7 separate regions of the Homo sapiens genome follow, and all the other regions are linked to region 5. Evidence: chromatin loops called from intact Hi-C (ENCODE). Cell type or tissue: GM12878. All regions are shown on one strand. Links, peaks and the distances in the headings refer to the core of each region. The heading gives the core; the rest is flanking DNA. Region 1 overlaps MCOLN2 (mucolipin TRP cation channel 2). Region 2 has its middle 37 kb from the start of RPF1. Region 3 has its middle 63 kb from the start of SSX2IP. Region 4 overlaps TTLL7 (tubulin tyrosine ligase like 7). Region 5 holds the start of LINC01461 (long intergenic non-protein coding RNA 1461). Region 6 overlaps TTLL7 (tubulin tyrosine ligase like 7). Region 7 has its middle 2.6 kb from the start of PRKACB.

The links. Peaks named below come from ENCODE experiments on the same cell type or tissue, not always from the same donor. Only the 100,000 strongest peaks of a DNase experiment are listed, where the experiment ranks them.
Region 1: it touches region 5 in a loop (3-fold over the local background); 19 of 110 quality-filtered maps call a loop at or near these places.
Region 2: it touches region 5 in a loop (9-fold over the local background); 54 of 110 quality-filtered maps call a loop at or near these places.
Region 3: it touches region 5 in a loop (3-fold over the local background); 60 of 110 quality-filtered maps call a loop at or near these places.
Region 4: a loop joins it to region 5, with 3 times the contacts of the local background. A loop is called at or near these places in 9 of 110 quality-filtered maps.
Region 6: a loop joins it to region 5, with 3 times the contacts of the local background. A loop is called at or near these places in 11 of 110 quality-filtered maps.
Region 7: a loop joins it to region 5, with 2.4 times the contacts of the local background. A loop is called at or near these places in 41 of 110 quality-filtered maps.

The regions. Positions count from the first base shown.
Region 1 is chr1:84,933,891-84,938,431 of GRCh38, reverse strand. It overlaps MCOLN2 (mucolipin TRP cation channel 2), which reads left to right. Exons shown (of 14, transcript NM_153259.4): 10 at 350-451; 11 at 555-677. Among named protein-coding and RNA genes, the nearest start is that of LPAR3, 43 kb to the right of the region's middle. In GM12878, for the core only: a CTCF peak has its summit at 2,017 (motif pointing right); no DNase peak of the experiment used is centred there.
Region 2 is chr1:84,440,335-84,444,875 of GRCh38, reverse strand. No RefSeq gene overlaps it. Among named protein-coding and RNA genes, the nearest start is that of RPF1, 37 kb to the left of the region's middle. RefSeq lists an enhancer at 2,331-2,420. In GM12878, for the core only: a CTCF peak has its summit at 2,477; a DNase peak (open chromatin) is centred at 2,475.
Region 3 is chr1:84,751,613-84,756,153 of GRCh38, reverse strand. No RefSeq gene overlaps it. Among named protein-coding and RNA genes, the nearest start is that of SSX2IP, 63 kb to the right of the region's middle. RefSeq lists a silencer at 2,460-2,509. In GM12878, for the core only: a CTCF peak has its summit at 2,421 (motif pointing right); a DNase peak (open chromatin) is centred at 2,443.
Region 4 is chr1:83,903,464-83,908,004 of GRCh38, reverse strand. It overlaps TTLL7 (tubulin tyrosine ligase like 7), which reads left to right. Exons shown (of 21, transcript NM_024686.6): 16 at 344-549; 17 at 1,542-1,676; 18 at 3,846-3,926. Among named protein-coding and RNA genes, the nearest start is that of LINC01725, 45 kb to the right of the region's middle. In GM12878, for the core only: a CTCF peak has its summit at 2,521 (motif pointing left); no DNase peak of the experiment used is centred there.
Region 5 is chr1:84,618,380-84,622,920 of GRCh38, reverse strand. LINC01461 (long intergenic non-protein coding RNA 1461) reads left to right here and starts at 1,890. Exons shown (of 3, transcript NR_125761.1): 1 at 1,890-2,164; 2 at 4,037-4,188. RefSeq lists silencers at 1,688-1,927, 2,018-2,087. In GM12878, for the core only: CTCF peaks have their summits at 1,871 (motif pointing right) and 2,071 (motif pointing right); a DNase peak (open chromatin) is centred at 1,940; H3K4me3 peaks cover 1,006 bases; H3K27ac peaks cover 600 bases.
Region 6 is chr1:83,929,964-83,934,504 of GRCh38, reverse strand. TTLL7 (tubulin tyrosine ligase like 7) reads left to right here. Exons shown (of 21, transcript NM_024686.6): 9 at 739-897. Among named protein-coding and RNA genes, the nearest start is that of TTLL7-IT1, 52 kb to the left of the region's middle. In GM12878, for the core only: a CTCF peak has its summit at 2,645 (motif pointing left); a DNase peak (open chromatin) is centred at 2,674.
Region 7 is chr1:84,139,400-84,143,940 of GRCh38, reverse strand. It overlaps a transcript of PRKACB not described here. Among named protein-coding and RNA genes, the nearest start is that of PRKACB, 2.6 kb to the left of the region's middle. In GM12878, for the core only: a CTCF peak has its summit at 2,575; no DNase peak of the experiment used is centred there.

The sequences.
Region 1 (4,541 bases), core at 228-4,227, 320 kb before region 5:
AAACACCATTAATTTGTATCCTCGAATGCCTAGGTCAGTGATAAATGCAATTTCTATTTGAGAGTATTATTTGGAAAAAAATTTAGTTCAACCTAAATACAATTTCTATTTCAGAGTATTATTTGGAAAAAAATTTAGTTCAACCAATTGAAATACTAAAAGAAAATGAGAAACACAAATATTTGGAATTATATCTGTTTTTCTTCTTTTTTTTCTTCAAAAAAAAACTCTATCACCTATAGGGAGGCAGATAGTTCTTTTTTTATTAATTGGTTTAATGTAAGGCTAATAAGCTAAGTGGAGTCAAATATTTTACTCATTTCTCTCTTTCTTTTTTTTCATTCCTTAGAATCTCACAAACTATGATCTCTGCAGCATTTTTCTTGGAACCTCTACGCTCTTGGTTTGGGTTGGAGTCATCAGATACCTGGGTTATTTCCAGGCATATAATGTAAGGATGCGGCACCGGGTAGTGCCACTGCAGTTGAGACTCATTTATTCTTTGGGTTCTAATAGCTACTTTTTCATTTCACCCATTCTGTTCTTTTTTTCAGGTGCTGATTTTAACAATGCAGGCCTCACTGCCAAAAGTTCTTCGGTTTTGTGCTTGTGCTGGTATGATTTATCTGGGTTACACATTCTGTGGCTGGATTGTCTTAGGACCATACCATGACAAGGTGTGTAGCTCACATTCTTCCTTCTGCAGATGGGGCACGTGGGACCCTTGAACGTGGGTTTCTAGCACTTACTTGCTTCCTGGTCTTCTCTAGCATGTACCCTTGACATCAGTAATCACATATCTTTGTATCAGTTTTCTTTTTCTTTTTTTCCTTTTCAGGATATAGAAGTGACTACAGGATATTGAAACAAGAACTGTACAATACTAGAAAGCATGTATTATAGTTGTCTGGGACTGGCTTAAGGGGTCACATGGTTACCCGGTGATCATCAAATGGGAAATGTTTGGACGTGAGATCACTATATTAAAAATGAAAATTAAGTGAGGAAAATTATTATAAAAAATTTCCAATTTAAAGTATTATGTTTTTCATCCAAGTTAATTGAGAAGAATGAAGATGGGCAGAGACTGCCTAAAACGACCATAGTAGGTTTACGATAGAAATGGTGACACGTCTTGTCTCTGCAGACGGTTTTGATTACAGCATCATCTTTCTGCCTTATTAAAGATCAGTATCTGAATTCTAAACTATTACCAAACTTCAGTTAGCATTATAATCTCAGGGACATCAAAGTTGTGCTAAGATGTTCTTGTTATAAAATGATACATTTGATTGGTAGATGCATCAGGAAATGAAACTAGGTAAGCCTTGGTTTTAACCCAAAAAAGTAAAAGGAGTTATTTTATCTTATGGCTTTTCCTCCATTTGGGCCTGTGGCAGTTGGAACAACAGAAACAACAAAAATAGCAGCAGCTAACACTTACTGCTTGTGTGTTAGACACTCTGCTGGGCATTTCGGTGTTCTTTCTTATTTACTCCCCACAACAACCCAGGGTACTGTTAGCCTCACTTAGGTGCTCTGCAAGGAGAAAAGAGGTTAAAAATGGTAAGTATTCCTTCCAAGTTTGTATACCAGTTCAGCCTTAAGTTTTGACCTTGTTAGTTGCATTAACCAAATCTGTGATCAAATCTGGTTTACAAACTGTTATACATGAATCTTAAACCTCCGTGCTGTCCTACCAGAATAATGTCGAGTAACCTGGAACACTCAGACTTTCTTCTTTTTAGGTGTCACATTTAATATGTCTAGAGAGAATTACTGTTTTTCCTATTTGAGATATTATATAATTAACAAAGTGACAACCTCTGGGTTGGTAGTAAATCTTGATAATATTGCTCTTCATACTCCATGTCACTGCTTTAAAGGTGACTCATGAGAAAAAATTATTCTTTGATATGATCTCTCTGATTTGGAGAACTTACTGTCTTAGAGCCTGGAAAAATGTATTTTTCTTCCTTGCTTGCCTCATGCTCTGAAAGCTTTTCCACCTCTTTGTCACTAGAGGGCAGTGTTGCACTGTGTGGAATAAATACCGTTCCTGAGGATTCGGCTTTAATTCACTGACTCCAAGGTCTGTGGACAAGTGGTCCCATCTCCTTTGCACCCCATCCCCGTCTCCCCTACCTCATCATTATTCTGGAAGGTGCTCAGATAAGATTGCTAGAATTTTACTAGATGGCTACCATTCTCAAGTGCTGTCTGTTAGGCATGGTGCCCAAGATTCTTCATCTCCCTTGCTGTGTTAACCCTTCCCTCCCCTTCTCTGTGAAGAAATCTGATTGTCCTGTTACAGAGAATAGGCACCTTAATATATTAAATAATATTCCTGAGATTACCCAGCTAGAAAGTGGCAGAGATGGGATTCAAACCCAGGTCGGCCTGACTCCAGTACCTGTGCTTTGACCCATACCCTGTAGAGCTTTTCTTGGTATTATCTAAAACAGATCATTGCAAGAGAGCATTTAGCCTGACAAGAAACAGTCTTGTACTTGGAGATCAACTGTGAGAGGACAGCCATGTAATCGGCTTCATTCTTTCAATGGTGTCAAGGTCACCTCATGGAAAATGAGGTTATTTGTTTTGTGAGCCTGACTGCATTTCCATATGTTCAATTTGTCCTTTCAAAGGATCCAGGTGAAACTGGGATGCTCTGAGCCAGCACTGTCCAAGAAAAATACAGTTTGGGCTACAATTGAGAGCCTTGCCTATACTGTAAAATTTTCTAGTAGCTACATGAAGAAATAAAAAAACAGATGAAATTATTTTTAATTATATATTTTAAGCCTAATATACCCAAAATATTATTTCAGCATGTATTCAGTATAAAATATTGAAATATTTTACATTCCTCCATACTAGTCTTTTTGATCTGGTGGATATTTTATCCACATAGCACGTCTCAATTTGGACTAGCTATCTATTGGATGCTGGCTATTCACACATTCCTGGTGACTACCACTATGGACATTGCAGCTCTAGACTTATGTCTTTCACTTAATGTTAGCTTTCCTTTATACCCCTGGAGGAGGGGAGGGATAAGGGATGTCTGTAGGGTTGCCTGCAGGTCTGTTTATGGCATCTCTCACCAGGCTGATATATTGGGGAAATACACAGCTGAGTTAATTCACTGAATGTACAAGTCAGTTGGGGGAGAGAACGTCAGTCTGGTTTTGGAACTTTGTGCTTTTCTTCACCATATTGCTGCCTCTTTGAATCTGAAGTTAGAATATTTTATTGCCCCTTGCATCCTTTCCCCCAAATTAATCCAAGCTGTCAGCATGTTCAGGTTCTGCCAGTATCTGAATCAGAGGACTTTCAGGTTACCTGAAGCCTTGAAAAGCTAGGCATTCCAAGCGGGCATTTTTGTGGGATTTTTAGAATCACAGCAACCTTGATTGTGAAAGCTAATTCTTTCTTTAAAACAAAACAACTAAAAAGGAGACATTAGGAAAACCGTTTGACTGATAGCTGGGGTCCCATAACACTTCAGCTTCCTATCTTCCTGTTAGGCATCTGATTTCAGGGGCTCAATGGAAAGGGAGTCAAGATGCAAAAGGCTTCCTGCTGATGTGTATTCCCAGCACTAATGGACTTTGGCACAGTGCCCTTTCAAAATGCCTGGGCACAGAGGGTGAGAGACTGTTGATGTTCTTCCAGACCTCATCTTGAATTATTAAACATTACTCTAATGCGGCTTTTACATTTCCAGAGGACTTTTTTTCCTGTGAGGAATAAATCATAGCCTTGCATTGTCCCCATTTTACAAATGAGAAGACCAAGACTTGAAAAGTTGTTGGACTTCACTGATGCCATGGGTCAAAGTTCAGCAGACTCTGCATTACATTTTCCTCCTTCCAAGCCCTCTGGTTTTAGCCAAGTACCCCTCAGCTAAAACATTTTGCCTAAAGTTTGCATGAGATTCTTGGCACCAGCTCTTAAAGCAAATATTTATGTTGTTCTCTGACATAAGCCATTGCAGGTTATGGTTTCATTGAAATTAAAGGTTTTTGGCCCAACTGCAAACTTATCATTTGTGAAATGAATGGTTGAGTTCTCATCGTGGGCCCAGAGAACCTATGGGGACTCTTTATGGAAATACCCATTTAATACGTATTAAATATCTACTGTGCACCCAACATTGCTAGGTTCTTGTAGACCAAGTTCTTGGAGGGAAGGAACTGTAGTTTGTTCCTCTTTACATTCCCAGTGTCCAGCACAGCACATAGACCATGGTAGGTGCCCAAAAAGTTTGTTTTGAACAAACAAGAAGCAGAGAGAGAGTAGTACCTGCTTTCCAGGGGCTTATGATCACTCAAGATCCAAAGGAATGCCTTACAAATGTGGTCCTTCTAGACTGGAAGCACATTAGGACCTTGAGTATTTTTAAGCTCACTTCTACTATGGAATTTGGCCACTGAAATAGACTCTGGTTCACAGCCACTTCTTGTACAAAATGGCAGGGTGTTACCAAACACCTAAAATTGACTGGGTCTCTGTTTTAACTCTTTGGTGTGTTAAAA
Region 2 (4,541 bases), core at 178-4,177, 180 kb after region 5:
AGAGACCCGCTGTTAGTCTGATGGGCTTCCCTTTGTGGGTAACCCGACCTCTCTCTCTGGCTGCCCTTAACATTTTTTCCTTCATTTCAACCTTGGTGAATCTGATGATTATGTGTATTGGGGTTGCGCTTCTCGAGGAGTATATTTGTGATGTTCTCTGTATTTCCTGAATTTGAATGTTGGCCTGTCTTTCTAGGTTGGGGAAGTTCTCCTGGATAATATCCTGAAGAGTGTTTTCCAACTTGGTTCCATTCTCCTCATCACTTTCAGGTACACCAATCAAATGTAGATTTGGTCTTTTCACATAGTCCTATATTTCTTGGAGGCTTTTTTCATTCCTTTTCATTCTTTCTTCTCTAATCTTGTCTTCACGCTTTATTTCATTAAGTTGATCTTCAATCTCTGATATCCTTTCTTCTGCTTGATTGATTCAGCTGTTGATACTTGTGTATGCTTCACTAAGTTCTCGTGCTGTGTTTTTCAGCTCCATCAGGTCATTTATGTTCTTCTCTAAACTGGTTATTCTAGTTAGCAATTCCTCTAACCTTTTTTCAAGGGTCTTAACTTCCTTGCATTGGGTTAGAACATGCTCCTTTAGCTCGGAGGAGTTTGTTATTACCCACCTTCTGAAGCCTACTTCTGTGAATTCGTCAAACTCACTCTCTGTCCAGGTTTGTTCCCTTGCTGATGAGGAGTTGTGATCCTTTGGAGAAGAGGTGTTCTGGTTTTTGGAATTTTCAGCCTTTTTGTACTGGTTTTTCCTCATATTTATGGATTTATCTACCTTTGGTCTTTGATATTGGCGACCTTTGGATGGGGTTTATGTGTGGACGTCCTTTTTGTTGATGTTGATGCTATTCCTTTCTGTTTGTTAGTTTTCCTTCTAACAGTCAGGCCCCTCTGCTGCAGGTCTGCTAGAGTTTGCTGGAGGTCCACTCCAGACCCTGTGTGCCTGAGTATCACCAGTGGAGGCTGCAGAACAGCAAAGATTGCTGCCTGTTCCTTCCTCTAGAAGCTTCGTCCCAGAGGGGCACCTGCCAGATGCCAGCCAGAGCTCTCCTGTATGAGGTGTCTGTCAACCCAATGCTGGGAGGTGTCTCCCTGTCAGGAGGCACAGGGGCCAGGGACCCACTTGAGGAGGCAGTATGTCCCTTAGCAGAGCGCAAGCACTGTGCTGGGAGATCTGCTTCTGTCTTCAGAACCAGCAGGCAGGAAGGTTTAAGTCTGCTGAAGCTGCACCCACAGCTGCCCCTTCCCCCAGGTGCTCTGTCCCAGGGAGATGGGAGTTTTATCTATAAGACCCTGACTGGGGCTGCTGCCTTTCTTTCAGAGATGCCCTGCCCAGAGAGGAGGAATCTAGAGAGACAGTATGACTATAGTGGCTTTGCCCAGCTGCAGTGGGCTCCACCCAGTTCAAACTTCCTGGTGGCTTTGTTTACACTGTGAGGGGAAAACTGCCTACTCAAGCCTCAGTAATGGCAGATGCTTCTCTGCCTGCCAAGCTCAAGCATCCCAGATTGACTTCAGACTGCTGTGCTGGCAGTGAGAATTTCAAGCTAGTGGATCTTAGCTTGCTGGGCTCCATGGGGGTGGGATCTGCTGAGCTAGACCAGTTGGCTCCCTGGCCTCAGCCCCCTTTCCAGGGGAGCGAACGGTTCTGTCTTGCTGGCGTTCCAGGCACCACTGGGGTATGAAAAACTACTCCTGCAGCTAGCTTGGTGTCTGCCCAAACAGCCGCCCAGTTTTGTGCTTGAAACCCAGGGCCCTGGTGGCATAGGCCCCAAGGGGATCTCCTGGTCTGTGGGTTGTGAAGACCATGGGAAAATAATACTAACTGGGCTGGAGTGCACCATCCCTCATGGCACAGTCCCTCATGGCTTCCCTTGGCTAGGGGAGGGAGTTCCCCCAACCTTTATGCTTCCTGGGTGAGGTAATGCCCCACCCTGCCTTGGCACGCCCTCCATGGGCTACATCCGCTGTCTAACCAGTCCCAATGAGATGAGCCAGGTACTTCAGTTGGAAATGCAGAAATCACCCACCTTCTGCATTGATCTTGCTGGGAGCTGCAGACAGGAGCTGTTACTATTCGGCCATCTTGCCAGCCACCCAAAAGTTGTAGAATTTAAATGGTGATAAGAAACCATCACTTTTTTTACATTTAAAGTTACCTTCTTAAAAGCTTTTGCAAAGAAAATCTTATGGAAGTTCCTACAGAAGGCAAAATCTTGACCTGAAGCAAGATTGCATTCTTAGTGCATATTCACACAGAATACCTTCCAGTGGGGTTTTATAAATGCATCTGTGTTGGGTTTCTTGCAACATCAACTTTCATTGAGAAGATAATTTTGGAGAAGTTGTACCAATAGTCATACGGAAAATTATGCTGTTTTTTTTCTTTAGTGGTTTTGGGTTGATGGTGATGATTCATGTCTGTGACTTAGCTAAGGAAGTAGAATCTTTGGTTTTTCTGCACAACACTGCCTCCTTGTGTAATGAGAATTATCTTCTAGTCCTTGAGTGTGTATATATACGTGTATCTGTGTACATACTTATGTATCTATATATATGTATATCCATTGTAATTCAGTAGCTTCAGCAGCTGAAACCAGATAGGTTGTCTCTTTAAAGAAAATTCGTGTTGTGCCCACACTTGATAATTTCCATTGATAAGACAAAATGTCTTTTTTTCTGAGATTGTTTGCCCAATTTGACATTATCTGTATTTTTTGCTCTTACTCCTAATCTCTCTTACTGTACCTTTAAGTTGGTGTTGAGGAATAGACACAGTGGATGAAAAGCAAAGCACTGCTTTTGCTATTTACTACATCATCTTTGGGAGGTTTTGTGGGATAGAAGATAGAAACCTTTGGATAAATGAAAAAATCCACGAATCAGAGGATGTGATTTATATAAGTGTTTTAATTTTATCAAAAGCAATTGGTTGGCCAGGTGTGGTGGCTCATGCTTGCATTCCTAGCACTTTGGGAGGCCAAGGCAGGAGGACCACTTGAGGCCAGGAGTTTGAGACTAGCCTGGGCAACATAGTGAGAACTCGTCTCTACAAAACTAAAACATTACTAAGGCACAGTGGCATGTTCCTGTAGCCCTAGCTTCTCGGGAGGCTGAGGTGAGAAGATTGCTTGAGCCCAGCAATTCAAGGCTACAGTGAGCTATGATCATGTCAGTGCACTCTTACCTGGGTAACAGAGAGAGACCCTGTTTAAAAAAAAAAAAAAAAAGGCATGGGCAAGGACTTCATGTCTAAAACACCAAAAGCAATGGCAACCAAAGCCAAAATTGACAAATGGGATCTAATTAAACTAAAGAGCTTCTGCACAGCAAAAGAAACTACCGTCAGAATGAGCAGGCAACCTACAGAATGGGAGAAAATTTTTGCAATCTACTCTTCTGACAAAGGGCTAATATCCAGAATCTACAATGAACTCAAACAAATTTACAAGAAAAAATACCAAACAACCCCATCAAAAAGTGGGCGAAGGATATGAACAGACACTTCTCAAAAGAAGACATTTATGCAGCCAAAAAACACATGAAAAAATGCTTGTCATCACTGGCCATCAGAGAAATGCAAATCAAAACCACAATGAGATACCATCTCACACCAGTTAGAATGGTGATCATTAAAAAGTCAGGAAACAACAGGTGCTGGAGAGGATGTGGAGAAATAGGAACACTTTTACACTGTTGGTGGGACTGTAAACTAGTTCAACCATTGTGGAAGTCAGTGTGGCAATTCCTCAGGGATCTAGAACTAGAAATACCATTTGACCCAGCAATCCCATTACTGGGTATATACCCAAAGGATTATAAATCATGCTGCTATAAAGACACATGCACACGTATGTTTATAGCGGCACTATTCACAATAGCAAAGACTTGGAACCAACCCAAATGTCCAACAATGATAGACTGGATTAAGAAAATGTGGCACATATACACCATGGAATACTATGCAGCCGTAAAAAATGGTGAGTTCATGTCCTTTGTAGGGACATGGATGAAGCTGGAAACCATCATTCTCAGCAAACTATCCCAAGGACGAAAAACAAACACCGCATGTTCTCACTCATAGGTGGGAATTGAACAATGAGAACACATGGACACAGTAAGGGGAACATCACACACCAGGGCCTGTTGTGGGGTGGGGGGAGGGGGGAGGGATAGCGTTAGGAGATATACCTAATGTTAAATGACAAGTTAATGGGTGCAGCACACCAACGTGGCACATGTATACATATGTAACTAACCAGCATGTTGTGCACATGTACCCTAAAACTTAAAGTATAATTTTTTTTAAAAAGTAGTTGGTACAAAGTAGTAAAGCTTAATGAATTTGTTACATATTTTTTCACTTTTTCCTATTTATTTTTGGTTCAGGCAGTTGGTGCTATTTGGCTTCATTCAATTCATTCAACAAATATTTGTACCTGTTTAGGAACCAGGCACTCTTTTACTGCAGAGAACAAAATAGAAACACCCTGCCCTCATATAGCTTATTTTCTAGTTGGGAGGACTGACAA
Region 3 (4,541 bases), core at 165-4,164, 130 kb before region 5:
GGCTGAGGTAACTCAGAATGTCTTAATAATCACTTAATAGAATCTTATCATGAGAAGCAAATTGCATTAAATAGGCAAATGAAGTTGACGGTGAGAAGCAGAGTTAGGAAATAAAATGCTATGGGGGGTTTTATATGGGAAAAATCCAATTAACACCTTTTTAAAAGAGTTGGCCCCATGGCTTTTTTCATATCGCTCACAGTACCTATCACAGGGTTATGCCCTGAATAAACACTTTCTCAATCGATGCTAAAGAAATTATAGGTAAAAATGAAGGAGGAAGTGGGAGGTGCACCTAGAAGCCAACATTACAATTCTACTTAGAAGCAAATGGCAAAATAATTTCATTGTGAAGCTACTGTGCAAGCTTTGCAACGATGGTCCATTTCTTCCTTATTCTCGAGGAAAATGACCATCGTCATGTAATAAACACAAAACGCCAACCAGATAGATTGCATACGTACACATGAATGTGCTCTGGACTTAACCAAATTTGTGAAACCCTAGGGCTGGAAGAGCCAAGCCCAAGTGTTAAGGCAGCAAGATGACAAGAAGCTTGGCCAAAAGAGTTTGCGGGTGGAAGACACACTAGGAATTTTGTGTCCCACCCAAAGATAAGGAGACATCATGGAAGCTGCTGGAGACTTTTGTGACAGTGGGTGGGGTAAAAGAAGGGGTGGATTTTCCTCGGGTGAAATGATTTTGGGAGCATGTGGTCACTGTCAAAGCTGTGCTTTTCAAGAAAACCAAAGGGCGGCAGGAATGAAGAAAATCCAGACAGCCCATTCGCGATGCACAGATCCAACAGGCAGAGCCCAGGGGATGAGGTGTAGGGAGGCCAGCGGAAGGTGCTGCGGGGGTGGGAGGAGGTCAGATTCTGGGACAGGCCAAAGCGGTACAGACCAAAAAGTTGTGTGCCTGAGACTCAAACTGGACCAAAGTCGAAAGAACAGTCAAGACTGCACTCCAGAAATAGCACGAGATAATTGCATCATTAAGTGGAATTTTACGCCTAAATTGTATACATGTATGTGTACAGATGTATATATACACATATATTTATAAATGTGTATGTGTATTTCACACACACACACGACTTTCACTTTCATACTTTCACAGTTCCCTGTCATATGACCTTTTTTCTTACATAAGGGACATGCATCTGATTAAACAATGAACACATATTTATTATTTTTTAAAAATAAAATGAGCGGGGTGCGGAGTGGAGTGGAAGCACATGCCGCTAGCAAAATGGGCACCGGGGCTTCGGTCTTCGCTGAGAGAAATTGTCTCCATTTTCATATGAAGGACAAGATGGACCCTAAAGCAAATAATAATGTTTAGGAGAGCGCTGGGATCTATTTTTTCTCGCAATGTAAAGAAATTTTACCCCAGCTTTCCTCCTGGGTTAGCTCTATCAATATTAGGAGCCTTTCTGCAACCATGGTTTGTCTGCACTTCCTTTACTTAACACCTCCATTTGCTGCCATTTGCCTACCGCGGCGATGGTGTCGGGCATTGGCAGCGTCACTAAATCACCCTCATTTCCCGGCCCTATGACTGAAGCGGGCCCGGGCCATTATCGCCTAATGGCGTGTTCTGCTGCTGCGGCTCTTCTCAAATCCGCGATGGACAGGCCTCAGGATGCATTTTAGCGTCATTGTAATTGAGCGCGGAACGCTCTGGCTTTTTTAGACCTGTTTTCCGGTCTTGTAGGGGGTGACCGACGAGAGATAGCAAGCAGGTGCGATGGGCAGTGGGGGGGTCACCTTTTCACACCGAGGACAGCAGCAGCAAAGAACGATTCGCTGGGGGACGGAGGAAATGAGAAGCTAGGGCAGGCTTTTCAGCATCACCTAAAGACTTGAGTTGTCAAATGCAGCGTCCCTGCCAGCGCTGATTCTGCCCAGAGCGGCTCTGCTAACCTAATGGGTTTCCAAAATCTCCTCTGAGTGCTCAGATGTGAATCACCGACTTCCAGAATGCATGCTGTCTCTCAGCGGCACAGATTCCTGCTGGCCCCCTGGGGAATTTTAATAACATGTCATTTAACAAATTAGAAGGTGAAGCAAATTAAATACAGTAAATCAAAGCAAAGCTTGAAAAACAAAGTAGAATCAAGCAGGCCTTTTCAAAGCATGCAGATTTGAAAAATGTAAGGTTTCCAAATGGTTAGCAAAAAAGGGAAAAGTTACCATAGCAACTCCTAAAGTCTGTCTAGCTAGTGGCCACATGCTTTCAAGTGTCCTACTCTATAGTGGGAGATATTTGAGGGCAGTTTCTAGATTTTTTTTAAATTAAGGAAATGAATAAACAAGCTTAATGGATTAGTATCCACATTAAATTACAAGCATCAGCCTTCCAAGGCCTGAGATTTCTGGCAAGGAACAGCTGCTGTGGGTAATGCGGACTGGCCACTTGGTGTCGCTGTTGTTCCGCTGCTGGGTTCTGCAGCGCTGTCCCCCGCTGGTGAGATGTCCTCCCTTTCAAGTAGATGCTTTCTGTGAGCCGCCCTAACATGCATTTATTCAAAATGTATTTATAGTGTCTGCCATGTGCCAGAAACCATGCGAGTCTCTGGGGATAGGCTGGTGAACAGTTTGTGGAGTTCACAGTCTAGCAAGAGAGACAACCAAACAAATGAAATAATTACACTTTGTGATTAGGTCTATGAAGGAAAAGATCAGACTCCTAGGATGGAGACTAAGGTGGGCAACAGCTTTTTTGCAAAGTCGTCAGAGAAGACCTGTCTGATGACTTATTAGGCTGAGACCTGAAGGATAAGAAGGGCCGTGGACCTGGAAGGGATAGGTGAAGAGTGTACGAAGAAGAGGGACAGCGAAGCCCACCAGGGCTGCTGCACAATGAGGGAAGAGGTTGTGGCCAGGGATGAGCAGGTAGGGACCGGATCATGCAGAAACCTTTAGGCCAGGGTCACGCTTCTGTTCAGATGTTATTCCTGGCCAAAGGAAATGTCTTGAAGATAATTCGATTATTATTATTTGTTTAAATAATTTCCTTTTCACACCGTATTGCAGTTCCCACTGTATCACCTGTTGCTTTAGACACGTGAACACTTAGAAAATGCATATTCAATATTATAACAATTTAATTTTTTAACACAGCTATTGTTTTCCTAATACAAACTATGGGATATAAAGCTTAACAAAATCTTTGCTGGTGGGGCAGAGTTTAAGAAATCTGAGAGGCCAGGCACGCTGGCTCACGCCTGTAATCCCAGCACTTTGGGAGGCCAAGACAGGTGGATCATGAGGTCAGGAGTTCAAGACCAGCTTGGCCAGCATGATGAAACCCCGTCTCTACTAACAATACAAAAATTAGCCAGGCGTGGTGGTAGGCGCCTGTAATTCCAGCTACTTGGGAGGCTGAGGGAGAGAGTCGCTTGAACCCAGGAGGTGGAGGTTGCAGTGAGCCGAGATCACACCACTGTACTCCAGCCTGGGCGACAGGGAGAGACTCCATCTAAAAAAAAAAAGAAAAAAAAAAGAAGTCTGAGAGAAGCAGTCAAAAAGCATATGGTGAGAGAGCACTGCACTGTGACATGAGTTGGGAGACGTGGGCCACTGCCCCCCTTATAGCGCTTCTCACATTGTGGTCATTACCCCCTCACTTCTCTTCTGCCTCACTAGACTTGGGATCTAGAGGCAGGCACTGCCCTACCCACCTTAGTAACCACCACGATTAGCACAGGAACACAGCAGGTTCTCAATAAGAGCTGGATGGGAGGATGGATGCATGGGAAAATGGGCAGGCTCAGGGTAAGAGGTGGCTCATGCCTGTAATCCCAGCACTTTGGGGGGCTGAGGTGGGAGGGTCACTTGAGGCCAGGAATTTGAGATCAGCCTGGGCAACATAGACTCTTCTCTAAAAAAGAAGGAGAAGGAGCAAGAAGGAGAAGGAGAAGGAGGGAGAAGGAGAAGAGTAAGAAGGTAAGATATGTGGGAATACCAATGCTGATAAGTGAGCCTCCTGCAGAATCCTAGTGACATCATCTCAAAGATAAATCATTCTCAAGTTCTGAGAACAGGTGGCACTTCTTATCCATGGGCTCCACATCCATGAATTTTGGGTCAAAAATATTCTTGAGAATAAAATAAAAAATAACCATACAACAATAAAAAATATACAAATAAAAAACCAATACAGTACATCCACTATTTATATAGCATTTACATTATATTTGGTATACAGTAATCTAGAGATGATTTAAAGTATATGGAAGGATATGTATAGGTTATATGCAAATATGACACCATTTTATTTTGTTTTTATATATTTAAGGGTTATAAATGCCATTTTGTTACATGAATATGTTGTATAGTGGTGAAGTCTGGGTTTTTAGCGACATTGTACCCATTAAGTAAATCCTCATCCTTCATGTCCTCCCACCCTCCCACCCCTCAGAGTCTTCAATATCTAATATTCCCCTCTCTGTATCCATGTGCACACATTATTTTACTAGACCGTTTTATATAAGGGACTTGAGCATCTGAGGATTTGGATGTCTGCAGGGTGGTGGT
Region 4 (4,541 bases), core at 341-4,340, 710 kb after region 5:
ACTTAGCACAATGCCTGGCTTATAGAATATGCTCCATAAATGTTAATTTTCCTTTCTTCTGGTTCTCTTAGCTCATGTTTTCAGGATATAACATTGAAGGATTGTTGATAGTATTATTCCCACAAGGGCCATTTTTTATACATTACAGGGGTTCTTCTGCAACAAGTTCACTGTTGTTGAAAAGTGTATTCCAAACTCATATTCTCATGATGATGCCTATGCTTTGACATTTATTGCTACTTTACTACTAGCTGCTATAATCTTTAGTTTATATAGACTTCATACAGTGAAAAACTTGTATTAATACTGCTACTGTAGTATCCCTCTTCTCCATCACTGATAGGCTCCATAAGACGTTCAGTCAGCTGCCCTCGGTCCATCTCTGCTCAATCACCTTCCAGTGGGGACACCCGCCCATTTTCTGCTCAACAAATGATATCTGTGTCACGGCCAACTTCTGCATCTCGGTCACATTCCTTAAACCGTGCTTCCTCCTACATGAGGCATCTGCCTCACAGTAATGATGCCTGCTCTACCAACTCTCAAGTGGTAGGTCATCTGTTTTGCTCTTTCAAGATTACAGGGAGCTCTGTACTCAGGCAAAGGGGATCAGATGAGAGGAGGACAGACTGAACCTCAGATCCTTTCCATAATTCAACTCATGACCTCTTGAAATTTGGATTATTCACCTACCTTAGCCTACAATTTAGTATGACTCTTAAAAAGTGCAGACTTCACTCTATCACAGAACTCAAAGATGAGCACTGAGAATAGCATTATTTTATTTTCTATTTGCTGATATAGTAGGATAATATTACTGAAAATTACCTGAGGAAATGTATGGTTTTGCAGTGTATTATGCAGTCTATCTTTAAATTTGAGGAAATTTGGAAAATTTTACTTAATGGGACAGTTGATTAATAGGTTAAAAAATGATAAATTCTCCTTAGAGCACTTAAGTACAATGTTATTTATAATGTGTTCTGTATGTTAAATTAACATATAGTATTCCCTTGTTAGCATGAATCCCAGAGATTTGATATTTAGAAAGTAGTGAATTTAGTTTGTAAGAAGGCTTACTTTTAGATGCTCAAATAGATAGCTCCGACTACCTTCACATAGACTAAGGATTTATTTAATTTGTTTATTTAATATGGATCATGTTTCCAAAGGGAAGTCAGGAAATATAAGTGAGTGAATTTCACTTGGTAACAATGAATTTTTTTTTCTAATCAAGAAAAATTGCCTAAGGTATATGTAGCAAATGAAACTGACCAGGAAGTCCTTTTTAAGTATTTATATTTTTATTTTAGTACTTTGAGCTAAATAAGTATAACCTTGTGGAAGTGTGAAAGACACTCTTGGGATTCATATCCATTTAATCCAAAGAATTCACAAGTGTAAAAGAAAATTTTCTTCCTTTTTCATTGTTATTGTTTTCAGTTAAAAGTGCATCATTTTTACCTAGAAATATCTTTCAGATTATACTGGCACAATGAAATAAGACCCCCTCCAAATATCTGTATTCTTTCAAATTTAAGAGTGAGTCTTTGCGGCAACTGAAAACAAAAGAACAAGAAGATGATCTAACAAGTCAGACCTTATTTGTTCTCAAAGACATGAAGATCCGGTTTCCAGGAAAGTCAGATGCAGAATCAGAACTTCTGATAGAAGATGTGAGTATGTGATGTATCTAAAATGCCAAGGAGCTGGTACCTTTTTATTCTTCTTAAAATATTAAAATTTATTTCCTGAAGGCATTATGCTCAGTGACATAGTAAATTTAATTGATGTTCTTTTCAACCTCTACTAGCTTTAGAAAATACAGGGGTTTATTTTAATTGTTACAATTCATGGACAGTGAGATCAGATTATAATCAGCAGTACAAAGTATCTTTTAGTATATAGTGCTATTTTAATGATAAGTCTGCTTCATCAAGTCAGAATAATTAGTGTTAAATAATTATTGTTCTTAATGATTAATCAAATATCATGTTAAACCTGCTTCTATAAAGATTTAGAAAGAACTAATATGGAATGGGGTATGATGAAAAATGTGGGGCTGTGGCATAAAATGTCAAGAATATTTGAATGTGACACCTTGAATGTCACATTTTTGGGGTCAGATTTTTGAAATGACTTATGCTGAGCTGTGTGTTTTTCTTGTTACACACACATGTGCACCACCCAGTGGAACATTCTAAAATGTCAGAGGGTCCTAAAATTCACATTAAAACCAGTGACTTACTCCTAATTTAGAAAGAGGGTCCAAGTTATTTCAGATAATTTTTGTGAAAGCGCATTTCTTCATGCAAGGTTACATTTCTTCATTCAAACATCCTTTTCGTTCCTTCAGTAATAGAACCTTGTTTTTTGGGGGCCATATGTATATTTATAAATATATAAAAATATATTTTGGGCCATTTTTTTTTTTACAGATATAATTTTATAAATTATGTATATAAAATATATGTTTTTTTTTCCCAGAGGAGAGGGCACCATCTAGTGGCCAGTTATAGGATAAAAACTACAGCCATGCACTTGGCATTTTCGTTTTTTAGCATATACTTTAGACCTGTCTGAAGTAAGTGTGTAGAAACAAAAAGCAAACAAACAACAATAAAAGAGACTTTCTTGCTAAAAAACACCCATAACTAGAATTTATATTATGTACTGATGACACAGTCATAAGCAAAGCCCCCAATTATTATATATTTTGTTGTTATATATATTTTTAAAAAGTGAAAATGGTAACTTGTTTGCAAGCTAGGTGCTACTTAGTTACATTAAAGGAAATGAAAGAAAGCATTGGATGTTAAGTATTATACTAGATGTGCTTTTATTTACCTATGTCATCTTATTTGATAAAATTTTCTATATATAGCCAATGACTTTGTAGCACTTTATTTTATATATTTCTTAGAGATATTAGTTATATCCCATCTTTTTGAATCAGGTAGAAGAAAATTAAACAATCAAAGAGTAAAACTAATATTTCTGACTATCATGATTGTTCTATAAAGAATGTATATAGGCTTATATAATTAATAAAATATAATGAATATTTATAGCAGACATCAAATTGTTTATTGTGTGTTCACTACATGTGGTAAATATTTTAATCTGTTTACTACAGTATATATTACAAGACTATATATTCAGAAGTTTTGCAGACTTGCACAAAAATAAAACAAAGTAGTAGAATTCTCATATAGGCTGCCTTCTAATGCATTATTCAATATTTTATTACTATGAATGATAAATCAGCCTCTAAAATACAAATGAAAAATCTATTTCTTGGATTTCTTGCCAAATCTTATGTGCCTGAAGACATTTGACTTTCATTCATTGGAGATTGTTTTTTGTTTTTGAGACAGAGTCTCATTCTGTTGCCCAGGCTGGAGTGCAGTGGTATAATCTCAGCTCACTGCAACCTCCACCTCCTGGATTCAAGTGATTCTTGTGCCTCAGCCACCCAAATAGCTGGGATTACAGGCATGCACTACCACACCCAGCTAATTTTTACATTTTTCTTAGAGACAGGGTTTTGCCATATTGGCCAGGCTGGTCTTGAACTCCTGGCCTCAAGTGATCTGCCTGCCTCAGCCTCCCAAAGTGCTGGAATTACAGGTGTGGGCCACAGAGATTGTATTCTTAATACAACTAGAATAGAAAGCTTTGGATGTAGATGGTTTCTTTAATTTGTATTAGAAATCTTTGCACATGTGTTTTTATGAAAGTTGGCATTATTTGTTGCAAGTATATTATAGTGCTTTCATTACACAAATTAATTTAAAAAATGGGTTTCAACCTGTAAATTTCTTAATGTTCCTCCTTCCAAACAGATCATTGATAACTGGAAGTATCATAAAACCAAAGTGGCTTCATATTGGCTCATAAAATTGGACTCTGTAAAACAACGAAAAGTGAGTAATGCTCAAAACAAGTTTTTTCCCTCTTGGATTATGTATTAAGCTAGGATCATTAAGCCAAATTCATAGACAGACTGTATATTTGCTCATTTGTTTACTCATTTCTTCAACAAACACTTATTAAGTATCTATTATGTGTCAGGCACTCTTCTAGGTTCTGAGGATACAAAAGTGAATTTTTAAAAATCCATGCTTTCATAGAACTTACATTCTAGTTAAGATGTCTGATAATAAATAAATGCATAATAGAATGTAAGGTAGTACAGTCAGCCTTCTATGTCTGTGGGTTTCGCATCCATGGATGCAACCAACCAGGGATTGAACGTGTTTGGAAAAAAAAGGATGGCTGTGTCTGTACTGAACATATACAGACTTTTTTTCCCTTGTCATTATCCCTAAACAATACAACAGTGTAACAACTATTTACATAAAATTTACATTGTATTAGATATTATAAGTAATTATAAGTAATCTAGAGATGATTTAAAATATACAGGTGGATGTGCATAGGTTATATGCAAATATTCCACCATTTTATATCATGGACTTGAGCATCCATGGATTTTGCTATCTGGGAGTGGGGGTCCTGACGCCAGTCCTCACAGGTGG
Region 5 (4,541 bases), core at 370-4,369:
GATGCCTTTATTTTTACCAAGCAGAAGGGGAATGCACCCCTTCCTCATGCTTCCACACAGGAAAATATACTCTACTAAGCATTGCTGAGCAATGTTGATCTCACTAGAGACTTCATTTCATGGGGATAGAAACATTGGAGAATTTGACTTTGTATCTCCACACACCACATCATCATCACCACCAAAGATGGTTTTTTTCCTACAGGCTCTTCTCTCTGCCTCAGCCTCTATCAGGCTGCAGATGACCAGACAGGGAGAAAAGAAGGGGAGAGAGAGAGAGAGAGAAAGAGAGAGAGAGAGAAAGAGAAAGAGAGAAAGAGAGAGAGCGAGAGAGAGATAGAAGCAGAGCCTAGGATGCTACATGTAAACAGTGAAGTAGATACACCACTCCCAAATCAATGACTGTAATCCAAACTCTAACCACATCCTGCAGAGAGGGGCAGGTTCAGAATTTCCATAAGGAAGAGTGTCACTTAGGGGGCCCAATCTAGCTGGAAGGAATGGGGGTGCATTGTTTTGACACTGCATGTGCAAAGCAAACACATTGTTTTCATTTAGCTTGTGTGCTTATCTGGGGTGACATTGGCAAATCAGAAACATGACTATATGAAAGAGTGTTTGTGTGGAGGAAAAAAAAGACAAAGACAGTGACCAAAGAGACTTCAGCACTCTGCCAGGTGAAGGAAAAAGGTGCAAAGGCCCAGACTGTTCCCCCAGTCGGGAACTCACAGCCTAGGAGGGAGGCATGTAGTCAGTGAAACTCAGCAGGAAGAAGCATGGGTCCAGGGGTTGGGATGGGGGCTGAAGTTCCATCATATGATGAAATACTCTCTGAGCATTCTAGTTTTTTATTTTCCTATTTTGAGACGTTGTTTCACTCTTGTTGCCCAGACTGGAGTGTGATGGCACGATCTCAGCTCACTGCAGCCTCCGCCTCCCAGGTTCAAGCGATTCTCCTGCCTCAGCCTCCCGAGTAGCTGGGATTACAGGCGCCCACCATCATGCCCAGATAATTTTTCGTATTTTTAGTAAAGACGGGGTTTCACCATGTTGGCCAGGCTGGTCTTGAACTACTGACCTCAAGTGATCTGCCCCCCTCGGCTTCCCAAAGTGCTGAGATTACAGGCGTGAGCCACCGCGTCCGGCCCGAGCCTTCTAGTTATGAAAGTGAACTTTGAGACCAAGTTTTCTTCCTCCCGGGACCCACTGACCACCGCCACCTACTTACCCCCAGCCAACAGCTGAGGAGGAAAAGACAAGCTTTCTTGGGAACCAGAGCAGTTTATCAAACCAAGAAGCAGCAAGGCCCCGTTTTTAAGGCCAGGGAGCCCCTACTCCCTGCCATTTGGCCGTTCTGTGTTCTCTTCAACGGCGCCAGTTCGACACGGGGCCTGACTCCTCGACAGCATTGCCTGGTTGGTTTAAATATATACTTACCATGATATATAATTGTGTATAGAAAAAGACACTAGGAGAAAATACCCTAAACATGTGTTTATCTCTGAATGATGAGATTAAAGGTATTTCATTTTCTTTTTTATGCTGTGTTTTCTACCCCCCCAAAAAAATTTTTTTATAATGAATACGCATTACTTTGGAGAATAGAAAAAAAAATTGTTTTTGCTTTAGAAACACACACACACACACACACACACAGGTGGAGGGAAATAAGGAGGGAGAGGCAAGGAGGTGGGAAATAGCCATAACCCAGTCTCAGGAAGCCACGCGTGGCTGACCCAGGCTGGCAGCCCCTCCCGCGGGGATAGGGGGATCTGAGGCCCTCCCTGCCCGCCCGCTCGGCCGCCCGCGTGCCCCGCCCCTCGGCCCCGGCAGAGGGCGCTATGGAGCCGGGCGCTGGTGAGTTCTAGCCCTTCGCCAGGAACGGCGATTCTCAGCGTCCTCTCCGGTGGAGGACAGAAGGCATCCCAGGGTCGCGGGAGAGCCAGCGCAAAGTGGAAGGCACCTTGTACGCTGTGAAGCGGAGATGCAGATGTTACCCTAACCAGAAGCCCACCCCGCCACAAATACTGGAGCGCCCAGCATGCGTGCGCCACCCGCTTCCCTGCAGAGGGCGCCGCGGGCCCGCCTCGCCGAGCGCGGGGTGAGATCCCAGTAGCCCAGAGCAGCCCGCGGGGCAGGCCCGGGCTGCCGCGGACTCCTCTTGGTAAGCCTCCTGCGCCCAGAGCCTCCCCGCTGGAGCTCCACCCTCGCCCGGAGGCGGCTTGTTCACCCAGCGTGCGCCCAGGGGAGCGCCTGAGCCTGACGTGATCCCATTGCCCCCGAGACCCCAAGAGTGATTGCATTGGTTTTGCAAAAAAGGAAGGACGGAAGGGAGGGAGGGAGATAATACATAATAATATGTAGTTGTGAAAAATTCAAATAACGTGTATTTAAAAAATCAGTTCTTTCGGCCGGGAGCTGTGGTTCACGCCTGTAATCCCAGCACTTTGGGAGGCCGAGGCGGACGGATCATGAGGTCAAGAGATTGAGACCATCCTGGCCAACATGGTGAAACCCCGTCTGTACTAAAAATACAAAAATTAGCTGGGCATGGTGGCAAGCGCCTGTAGTCCCAGCTGTCTGGGAGGCCGAGGCAGGAGAATTACTTGAATCCGGGAGGCGGAGGTTGGAGTGAGCCGAGATTGCGCTACTGCACTCCAGCCCGGCAACAGAGCAAGACTCTGTCATAAATAAATAAATAAATAAATAAATAAATAAATAAATAAAAATTAAAAATCAGTCCTTTCTGCTGACTCCAAGTTTTAGAGCCTTACTCCTCTAATGCAAATTTTAAAAATCTCTGAATCTGCCTATCATCTATAAAACCCCTGCTTACCTCTGTAAGCCCCCTACTTCAAGATAGCCTGCCTTTTCTGCTGAACTAATGTATATGTGCCCTGTATTGATTTCTGTCTTCGCCTGTAACTCCTGCCCTCCTGAAATGTATAAAACCAAACACATGCGGCTGCCTCGGGACCACTTACTCAAGGCTTCTTGGGTTGTTTTCCGGGGGCGGAGGTTACTCATACTGGCTTGACTAAGCCTCTCTTTCAGATATTTTACAGACTTTGATTTTTCTGTTTACAGTATTAATCAAAATGTTAACATTGGTAACTTCTAGGGGTAGAATTATGAATGATTCTTGTTTCCTGAATGTTCTACAACATTCAGAAATGGTGTATTTGGGGTTGGGGGAGAATTGTTACTATTTTTAAATCCCATCTACTCTTGGGGCTGTCCTCATTCTACATAAACAGACTAATTCCGGGTGGCAGCTCTGTCTTTTTATCGTGCACGGAGAGATTAATCATCTCCCACCTACACCAAGCAGCACTTTAGGTTCCCTGGGTAACAGAACTGAAGGTTTGTATCTCAGTGACTAATGATTATAATGCCCTTGGCTACTTCCTGTATTTTTACCAGCTCCAGGAGCAGAGAACGTTCCCTGCTGGCTTCTGGGAAATAACAAACACAATGGTGATGCTATCAAGTCTCTGTGAATTTAAAAAAACCTTTACAAAGGGGCATTCTTTCTGTCTTGTTTTTTTCTGTTTTGTTTTGTTTTTTGTTTTTGTTTTTTTGAGATGGAGTCTTGCTTTGTTGCTCAGGCTGGAGTGCAGGAGCATGATCTCCGATCTCGGCTAGGTGCAAACTCCTTCTCCCGGGTTCAAGCGATTCTCCTGCCTCAGCCTCCGAAGTAGCTGGGACTACAGGCGCCCACCACAACGCCCAGCTAATAATGTTTCTATTTTTAGTAGAGACAGGGTTTCGCCATGTTAGCCAGGCTGGTCTCAAACTCCTGACCTCAAGCGACCTGCCCGCCCCGGCTTCCCAAAATGCCGGAATTACAGGCATGAGCCACTGTGCCCGGCCGCATTGTTTCTTTTTGAATCTTCAAAAGCAATTTTTAAAATTTTCTTTGATTTTTGAAGGCAGAAAACCCAAGTTCTGATTTGAAGCTTGTTCTAATCAACCTAGAGTCTTTTTGTCTTTGGGAGCTATATAGACATTACAAGTCTCTTCCTTTCCTTCCCAGCAGAAAAGCCTTTGATGCTGTATTCTTAGCACATGGAACCCTAAACCAAAGCCTGCACTGGGGCATTTGTGAGAAGCGTGTGTGCAAAGCCTGAGAGACTCCCCTTTTGGGCATGCTGCTGGGCAGGGGTGTTCTGGTTTGACTTTGTACATGTAAGTGACTTATTTTAAATACATGTATTTTTTAATCACAATTTTAAAGGTAAATTAAAATGGTTAACATTTTGGTAACAGAGGGAGGAAACAAACAAGAGCCCTGTGTAAGCCTTTCATTCCCTGCGGATCAACCATTTCTAGTAAGTTCCTGTAGAGTATCTACTTCATCAGCCAGTATGATCAGCAGCAGGGAGCCATTACTCCAGGGACATTCTCAGACTTTAACATTTCACCAAGTAAAATTCCAAAACAACTTTAGGAATTGGCAATGGTATGCCAGCTTTTGGTTTGTCGAATGAAATTATTAGGAACCTGCCATTTACTGGCACTACTCTTTTTACAAAAGAAAG
Region 6 (4,541 bases), core at 210-4,209, 690 kb after region 5:
CTTATACACTACAAAATCATCACTGAATAAAGAAACTCAACTCTCAAGATTTTGTCTTCCAGCCCTTTCAGCCTTTATCTAAGTGGAGTTTCTCTACTGGTGTTTGTGAAATAATTTACTCTCCTTGGAATTTTTCCTTCCTGTCACCCTCATCTCTTCTGGATGGGGCTAGCGTATGCTCCTACCTTACTTGTTTTTAACATATAGAAACCACATTTATCAGCTTTGTTTTACTTGTTTACAAAGTAGTAGATTTACTTGAATATCTACTAAATGCCAGCTACTATTGTAGGCACTGGGAATGGTGTTATAAATAAGTCAGACAAGGACCCTTCTCTAATGTAAAAAGAAAAATATCAGCTTGTTATATGCTGTGTGTAGTGGTGCAGTAAGAAATGAAGGGTGGCTGCTTTTAACTTGAGGGTTAGGAAGGCCTCTCTGAATGTCTAAGAGCCAGACTTGGGAATATAGGGGAAAGATTATTCCACAAGAGGGAACAGCTAACTCAAAGGACTTAAGATAGGAAGAAGTGTCACTTACTTGAGGAACCCAAAGCAAGTGTGAGGAGTGCAGTGGGCAGGGGTAAGAGTGAAGAATGAAGTCAGAGCAGTGGCAGGGGCTAGATGCCACAGAGCTTTGTAAACTTGGCCAGGCTGCCAGTTTGTGGGCCCCGGTTATATTTGCACATATGAAATGAGATACAAAGGCATTTTCACTTCTTTTATCACAATCTTATAGGAATTGGTGGTAAAGACCCTGATTGTAGCAGAACCTCATGTCCTGCATGCCTATCGAATGTGTAGACCTGGTCAACCTCCAGGAAGCGAAAGTGTCTGCTTTGAAGTCCTGGGATTTGATATTTTGTTGGATAGAAAACTAAAGCCATGGCTTCTGGAGGTAAGGCATTCTTTAAGAAAAAAGAAGAGTTATCACTGTCCTTACGTATTAAAATAAATGCTTTAAAAATGTGTACTTAACACAGTTGTCCCATTAACTGTCCAGAATGAAGGCTGAATGGAATAAGTGGGAAGAAGAGGATAAAAATTCAGGGACTAGAACAGTTCTAAGAATGAATCACAGTGTTTGATATTACTTTTCCCAAATTAGCATCAGCTGAGTTTCTAGGCCAGGTATTTGGGATTGAAGTGTGGAGGTGCTTTTACTGTTTTGTTGCTTACTTGCTCTACTATTTTCTCAGCCTCCTGGCTTCTACCACATCATGAGTTCTGGATAGTGTCTCTCCTCTCTGTGAGTGCCTGGGCTTCAGGATCTTGCCTTCAGTGTGTCTCCCCTTCAGACTCTCCGAGAGGCTCCAATTGGTTCATTAATCAGTATTCAGTATTCGATACCCCAGGTGGTAAATTTCTCCTTTAAGGCCATGTTATATACCTGGGGCTTCCCTCAGGGAGACTGTCAACTGTATGCCTTCAGGTTTGCTGCCAGTCCCTGGTAGGGTGAGAGTTACCATTATTTTTCTTGGATGATAAAAGGTCATGTAACACATACAGAATAGTAAAAAGGAGAAAGTAAAAATTATCTCTGTTGACAATTTTTATATTTTTTCCTGCTAGTTATATTTATATTACCCAGAAGAAACCTTAGAAGTCACGTGGTCCAGAAGATCCCATCCAGCAGTTCCCTTTAAGCTCCTTGATCTGGGTTTACACACCTTCTCGTGGCCGCTTAAATATCATGTTTTGGAAACGTAATCAGGAACATACAGCTGTAGAAGATGTAGTCAACCACTACCTTTCATTTTAAATCAAGTATCTCTCTTTTTGTTAGTGATTTATAAGTTAGAAGTTGTGTGTGTAATATCAAGGTTTGCATAAGCAAATTAAATGAGTGGTAGGTGAGATGATACTAAAAATACATTTCAAAGAAATGACACTTTTCTAATTTGAGGGCCAAAGATTGTGTGTGTGTGTGTGTGTGCGCGCGCCTATGTGTGGTCACATCTACTTTAAACAGTAACATGTATTGTGTCTCCAAGGAAATGCAGTTCTCTCTGTTGGATGTTCATATTTTGCTCCAGCCTGGGTCTTAGAGATAAGATAAATGTGAGGAAGTTTTACTTATCCTTTGCTTCCTCCGTTCCTTGGATATGAAAACACTTGACTATGCACTATGGACCCTTCATCTTGCTAAGGCCTGAAGTTTTCTTTAGATTTCTTACTTTTTCTGCAGCAGTCCTTTCCTGTTCTTAGCTATATTGTCTTCTGCCCCTGTTACTTTTCTTTTGTCATTGATGGAGTGGGGAAAAAGTGAAGGCACATGCATAAGGAGGATAGTAGGAAATAATGACTTTATAGATATCTTAGTTACCTTTTTAGAAGAAACATTTGCTTCACTAGAGCTTTCCATTAGCTTGCTAAATCAGAATTGACTGAATGGTTGAATTCTGGATTTTAAAAGATTCAAAATAACCATTGTTTGCATGAATGTTTCTTCATTCTTTACTCTTTCCTTCGTTGTTTCTAGATCAATCAGAACCATTAAAACACTCCACAATAACCAAGAGCTGTGAATAATGAACATTTGTTATATTAAAACAGTTAAAAGAATCTTCAATCTTGCCTTGTGTTTTGCTCCCTGCTGATATTTTGGTGGGGCTAATATACATTGTTAAAAACCTTTTGGCGCCATCAAGTGGAATAAGGTAGAAGGTGCTTCTGGGTATGTGATAACTTTTAGTTAACCAGAATAATTTCAGGGACTGATTGCTAGTGGCAGAATTGCACAAATTTTCATAAGTAGAAAACATTTTTTTAGGAAAAACATGGAACTTTGGTGGAGTATGAAGATACCACCAATAGTTTTAAGTACTCTTAAATTAAACAGGAACCTACTAAGTTATAGTCATTGTGTTAGGTGGTGGGAATATAAGAAGACAGAATACTTGCCCTGGTGTAGCCATTATTCAGATGTGCATTTTATGGTAATAGTTATAAGTACTAGTAGGTAAAAGGGAAATGACAAAAACAATAGCATGATTAATATCTCTGTGTACCTGTGTGTATCGGAGAGTTAAAAAGAATCTTTACAGAAGAAACACCTGAGCAAAGATTGTAGGGCTACAGAAGGTTGGGGTAGGGGCTGGGGGCTGAGAGAGATAAAGTAGGGGTGGGGAAAGGCTGTGGTGCAGAGGGAACAGCACTAACTTAGGAGCACAGAAGCTATTATGGATACTTTAATTTGTGGAAAAAGTGATTGTTTTGATAAAACTTTTTAGGACAGTTGAAAATAGTGTTTACTAATATATATTTTATAATAATTTTCATTTCTTAATGCATTTACAAGCTGTTGAATTTTGAGACTTTAACATCTATGTTTTGTCTGTTTTAGAATTGGGGTAGGAAATGAGAACCAAATAAATCATCTCATTATAGAGGAGAATTTTGGCTGGGTGGAACACTAATTTTTAGTTTCTTCTGTCAGCCATTTGTGGTTTTTCTTTTATTTTTTTTCTTTACCTTTCTCATAAAACTTAAAAAAAAAAAAACAAGAACAACCCTGAATGAAAACCTAAATTGAAAAAGGTTTCCTGCCTTTCCACATATTATTAATAGTTTATCTTGTGTGGGTATACCTCTTCATAGACCAATTTATCTTATAGTAGAGGGAAAAATTTGAAATAGGTAAGGAGAGAGAGAGAGATTGAGATCTGAGATGGCTTTATACCAAGACCTCAGTACCATCCTGGAGGAGGGATATGCCTGGCACAATTCCACACTGAAATTTGGAATGGAAACTCTGAGGAATTCTACAAAGACAGATAACATGCCAATGGACCACTGACTCATCAGTTCTTTAATGTCTGGTTTAGTTTATAACCATGTCACATATAGTGGCAACACTGTCATTAGTTGTATTATAAACTCCAGAAATTTGAATCAGTATGGTTGAAACTTTTCTCCCATAAAATATATTACTTTACCCTTTCTTTGCACTTGCAAAGGGAAATGCTTAGAGCTTTCGTAATAGATTAATAAACTCCCTTTCTCAAATTGACCTATAATAAATGGATGTTATTGCCGTTTTCAAGCTATTTCCTTCTCCTTGAGACTATATCACAAATAAAGGAATGTGTCCACCACCTTTTAAATCAGAAATCAACAAAGGAATCAAAATACAACATGGCATATCTCTATAAAAGGAGTACCATGCATCCATCAAAATGATGGCATGATGAAAGATTTTCATGATACATTATTAAGAGAAAAGCTTGGAATGTAAAATAAAGTATGGTTAGTATAGACATGCATTTGGAAGGTAAAATGAATATTTTAAATATGTATACATAGAAAATATCTGGAATACTATCTACCAAACGGTTAACACGACACTAAGTGTTAAGTAGTGGGATTACAGGTATCTTTTGTTATTTGTTTTCCTTAGTTTTACTTATTTTTCTGCGGTGAACCTGTGACACATTTCTAATTAAAGATGTTGTATTCCTGGGTAATTTCTTGATTATAATGTGATATTTCTTCAGGTGCAAGTTGTGGAATGAATGCTTTCAATTGTTTTGTCTCTTGTGG
Region 7 (4,541 bases), core at 311-4,310, 480 kb after region 5:
GTATTTTTTCTAGGAAATCAACTAATATACAGATTTTATGAATCCTTATAAGCAGCTAACTTTTCATAAAAAAAAACTAGTATGAAATGGGTATGAAAAAACTCTTGCAAAACAAATTTATAACACGTATAAATAAAACAATGTGAAATAGCACTTTAAAAAATTGAATGTTTCTAATTCATTGATTTAGGCCTAATACATACAGGAACTACATACACTTAGTATGTCAGTATTGCTTATCAAACTTATAATCTGCTGACATATGTCTATTACCAGGGGTACATTTTAAAACATTCTAAAATTTGAAAAGAACAAAATACAAGATTTAAATTATATAAAATCCACCATAGCAAGAAATTTCAATTGAGAGAAAAAAGTTCCTTCTAGTTGGCTGAGACATGTTAATTTTAAAACCTTACCACTGAAGACTACTACTTACCTAAACCCCTGATTTAGTGATCTCACTTAGAAACACCTCTCTATTTTTTTTTAAACGTTGTTTCACTCTGTCTCCCAGATTGGAGTGCAGTGGTGCGACCTCTGCTCACTGCGACCTCCGCTCCTAGGTTCAAGCGATTCTCGCCCCTCAGACATCCGAGTAGCTGGGATTATAGGCGCGCACCACCATGCCCGGCTAATTTTTGTATTTTCAGTAGAGATGGGGTTTCTCCATGTTGGCCAGGTCAGGAGTTGTCTCAAACTCCTGGCCTCAAGCGATACGCCCGCCTTGGCCTCCCAAAGTGCTGGGATTACAAGTGTGAGCCACCGCGCCTGGCCAAAACATCTCTTTTGATTAAAAGTAAGTAAAACTTGCCTTGTCAATTTTCAGGAAAGAAAGTAACCTGTGGCATTTAACAAAAATTTTGAGTACTTGTTTTTTTGACACTAAAGGATAAGAAATTTCCGTGGTTCTCTTTGGAAGCAGAGGGGAGGGGAGGGAAGGGAAGGAAAGGAAAGAAAGAAAAAGGTCTATCTAAAACAATCTATCTAAAAAAATCTTACTTCAGATTTACTGCCAACTGTTTGACAAACATAAAAAATAGAAACAATACTGATAAGTAAAATAAATAGGAACAATAATGTAATCAAATTAGGACTACATAAAAGGCCAATAAGAAAACACTGATTAGTGAATTTTGCCATTTAACAGTTCATTTGTGTATACTTTGTGTAATGGAATTCATATCAATCTAAACAAGTATGTAACAGTATCTATAAGATAAACTTAAATTTATAGCTTTATGTATAAATATTATGTGTGAATAACAGTTAACAAAACACTGACCAATGAATTTTGCCATGTAACAGCTCATTTCTGTATACTTTGTTTTGTGTAATAAAATTTTTATCAATCTAAACAAATATGCAACAGCATCTATATGACAAAATTCTTAAATTTGTAGCTTTATGTATAAATATTATGTGTGCATAACAATAATTTGTTTCTTAACATCTGGTAGTGCCTTACACAAAACAGACACTTATTAAATGTCTGTAGTCTTCAACAAATATCTACAGAGCATGGACTGATTCTGTAAGGGAAGAAGTGGATAAAATTACTGAATTCCCTTGATTTGCTCTACTGAAGGAAATTCTAATCATCTTCAAGGCTTAGTTCAAATGTCACCTCTTCAGTGAAGTCTGCCACATACTTCCTAGGAAAACAAACTTTGCTGCTTTGTTTTCACTGACCTCATAATATTATGTTAAAAGGTACTGTTTATGAATTTATATGACCCTAAATTGTGAGTTACTTGAATTCATAAATGAAATGCATGTATTACATACTCAATAAACATGTTAAAAGAAAAAAGTATTCACTCATTTTTAACAATTTAAAGGTCTAAGTAGAATCACCGAATACTTGAAAATGTTTGAATTTTATTTATGATGGGACCATATTTATAGATAATCCAAGAAGCACCAAGTTGCTCATATATAGAGACAAGAGTAATAGAACTGTTATCATTGAACTTCTCCTTTTTTCTATTTGTTACTAAATTTTATTCATTCTTTGAATTACATTTTTACTCAGTGCCAATGTGGACTTCTTAACTTCTTGTTTTCCCCGCTTCCAATTACCCCCTTTAATCATTCACCTCTCTGACATATTAACCTCCCCAAAGTATTACACTCATGGTATTCCATTGCCAAATACACAAACTAATCGTAACATTTCAGCTGGACCGTATTCATTTTTAACACATCTAGCCAGATTTTTTATTTATATTCAATGTTGCTCAAGTACAGAAGTTGCAGATTCCTAACTAGAACACTAAGATTACTTTATTTAAAACAATGCATAAGCTTTAAAACAAAATTACTAAAGCAAAAAGAGTAAACTTCACTAGATGAGTATCTTGAAAACACCGTATTTTAAATCTGCACTGTTTTAAAAATAAAATTGTTTCAATTTGTTATCAAGTCCTTCCAGAAAATAGAATATTTAATATTTAAAGCAATGTTTCTATATGTGGTAATGTGACCAGGAAGCTATTGCTATAGAAGTACTTCGGATATTTGATTTTTGATTAAGAAATAAAAATAAAAAGAAGAACTCTACTGGCATCTACTGCTAGAAAGAAACAACTGCAGTTTTAACTAAAACTATGAATTCCTTCATAACTGCAATTAACTTTAAGAAGTATATTGCTTGTTATTCTTCCTAGCGGTGTTTCCACAACTTTAATTCGCACTAAATGTCTCGCCATGCACCGAGAATTTACCAGAATAGCTTATCTTGTAGTTAAATAAGATTTTAAAACTAGAGAGTAATCAACTTCATGAGGTTGATTTTATTCCTCCTTCATTCTGCATTAATTTTTAAAATTATAGAAATTTTCAGAGTTGAACCAGCTTTAATTGCCACAAAATACCACAAAATATTGGTTTCTTTTATTTAATAATAGTGATGACACATTTACCAAGCACTTTACCACATATAAAGTGATTTACTCTGTAAAACCATTGTGAAATTACTGTAATGCACCTGAGATCCTTACAAATAAAGTAAGCAGCACAGGTATTATTATCCTTATTTTAAGATGCAAAAAAATAAACATTAAGTGACTTGCCCAAAGTCACCTAGGTCTTCAAACTCCTAGATCAGGGTTTCTTGTACTGCAAGACACTGATTACCACATGAAGTAAACATTTTATTTTTAAATGCAGTTATTTTCCAAATAAGAGTGAAGAAGTTGGGGTGAAAAAATAGTGGTGGGTAAGATTCATTCTTGGATATATTGTCCCAGGTCTGAAAATCTGCTATGAGAAGGTTTTAATTAAGACGGTCACCTATAGCCATAAAATTTCATTGTCCATGTTTCTTACAATCATCTTGGGGCCAAGCAGAACTATGTACTTTAGAGTTTAAAGGTTAAATAAAAGAAAAACATGAAAACATATTTAATGTGTAAATGATGTATGTGCTCCATGTAGAGGACAAATGACATGACTATAACTCCTGCTATTCAAATAAAGGTTTTAGGGTAATAGTGTTGCTTTTTCCAGAATGTTATATATAAGTGGACTTATAGACTATGCAACATTTTCAGATTGGCTTCTTTCATTTAGTATAGTATGGCAATTGTGATTTATCTATGTTGTGTATCTTAATATTCACTCATTTATATGGCTAAATTCTATTGTATGGAATTACCACAATTTATATATCCATTTACTGTTGAATTGCATTTGCACCTTTGTCAAAAATCAATTGACCATATTTGTGTGAGTCTATTTCTGGACTCTCTATTCTCTTTCACTGACCTATATATGTGTCAATTCTTTCACCAATACTATACTGTCTTGATTACCATAGCTTTCTAGTAAGTCTGAAATCTGATAGTGTAAATCTTCTATTTTTTTTTCCTTTTTTTCTTGAGACGGAGTCTCAGTCTGTCGCCCAGGCTGGAGTGCAGTGGTGTCATTTCGACTCACTGCAACCTCCGCCTCCTGGGTTCAAGCTATTCTCCTGCCTCAGCCTCCCAAGTAGCTGGGACTACAGATGCATGCCACCACACCCAACTAATTTTTTAATTATTTTTAGTAGAGACAAAGTTTCACCGTGTTAGCCAGGATGGTCTCAATCTCCTGACCTCGTGATCCGCCCACCTCAGCCTCCCAAAGTGTTGGGATTACAGGCGTAAGCCACAGTGCCCGGCCCTTTTTCCTTTTTTTCGAAGTTGTTTTGGCTACTACAGTTTCTTCACCTTTCCATATAAATTTTAAGATCAGTTTATCTATGTCTACAAATATAATCTTGCTGGGATTTTATTTGGATTATGCTTATTGGAAGAAATGACATCTTAACCATATTGAGTCTTTCAATCCATAATCATAGCATGTCTCTTCATTTACTTGGGTCTTTTGAATTTCTTTCATCAGTGTTTTACAGTTTTCAACACACAGATCTTGCACATAATTTTGTTAGATTTATACCTAAGTATTTTAAAAATTGGAGCTATTGTAAACAGTTCTTTAAAAATGTTTTATTAGATGGGTACACAGTAATTGTGGTTTTCACCATTACTTTCAATGGC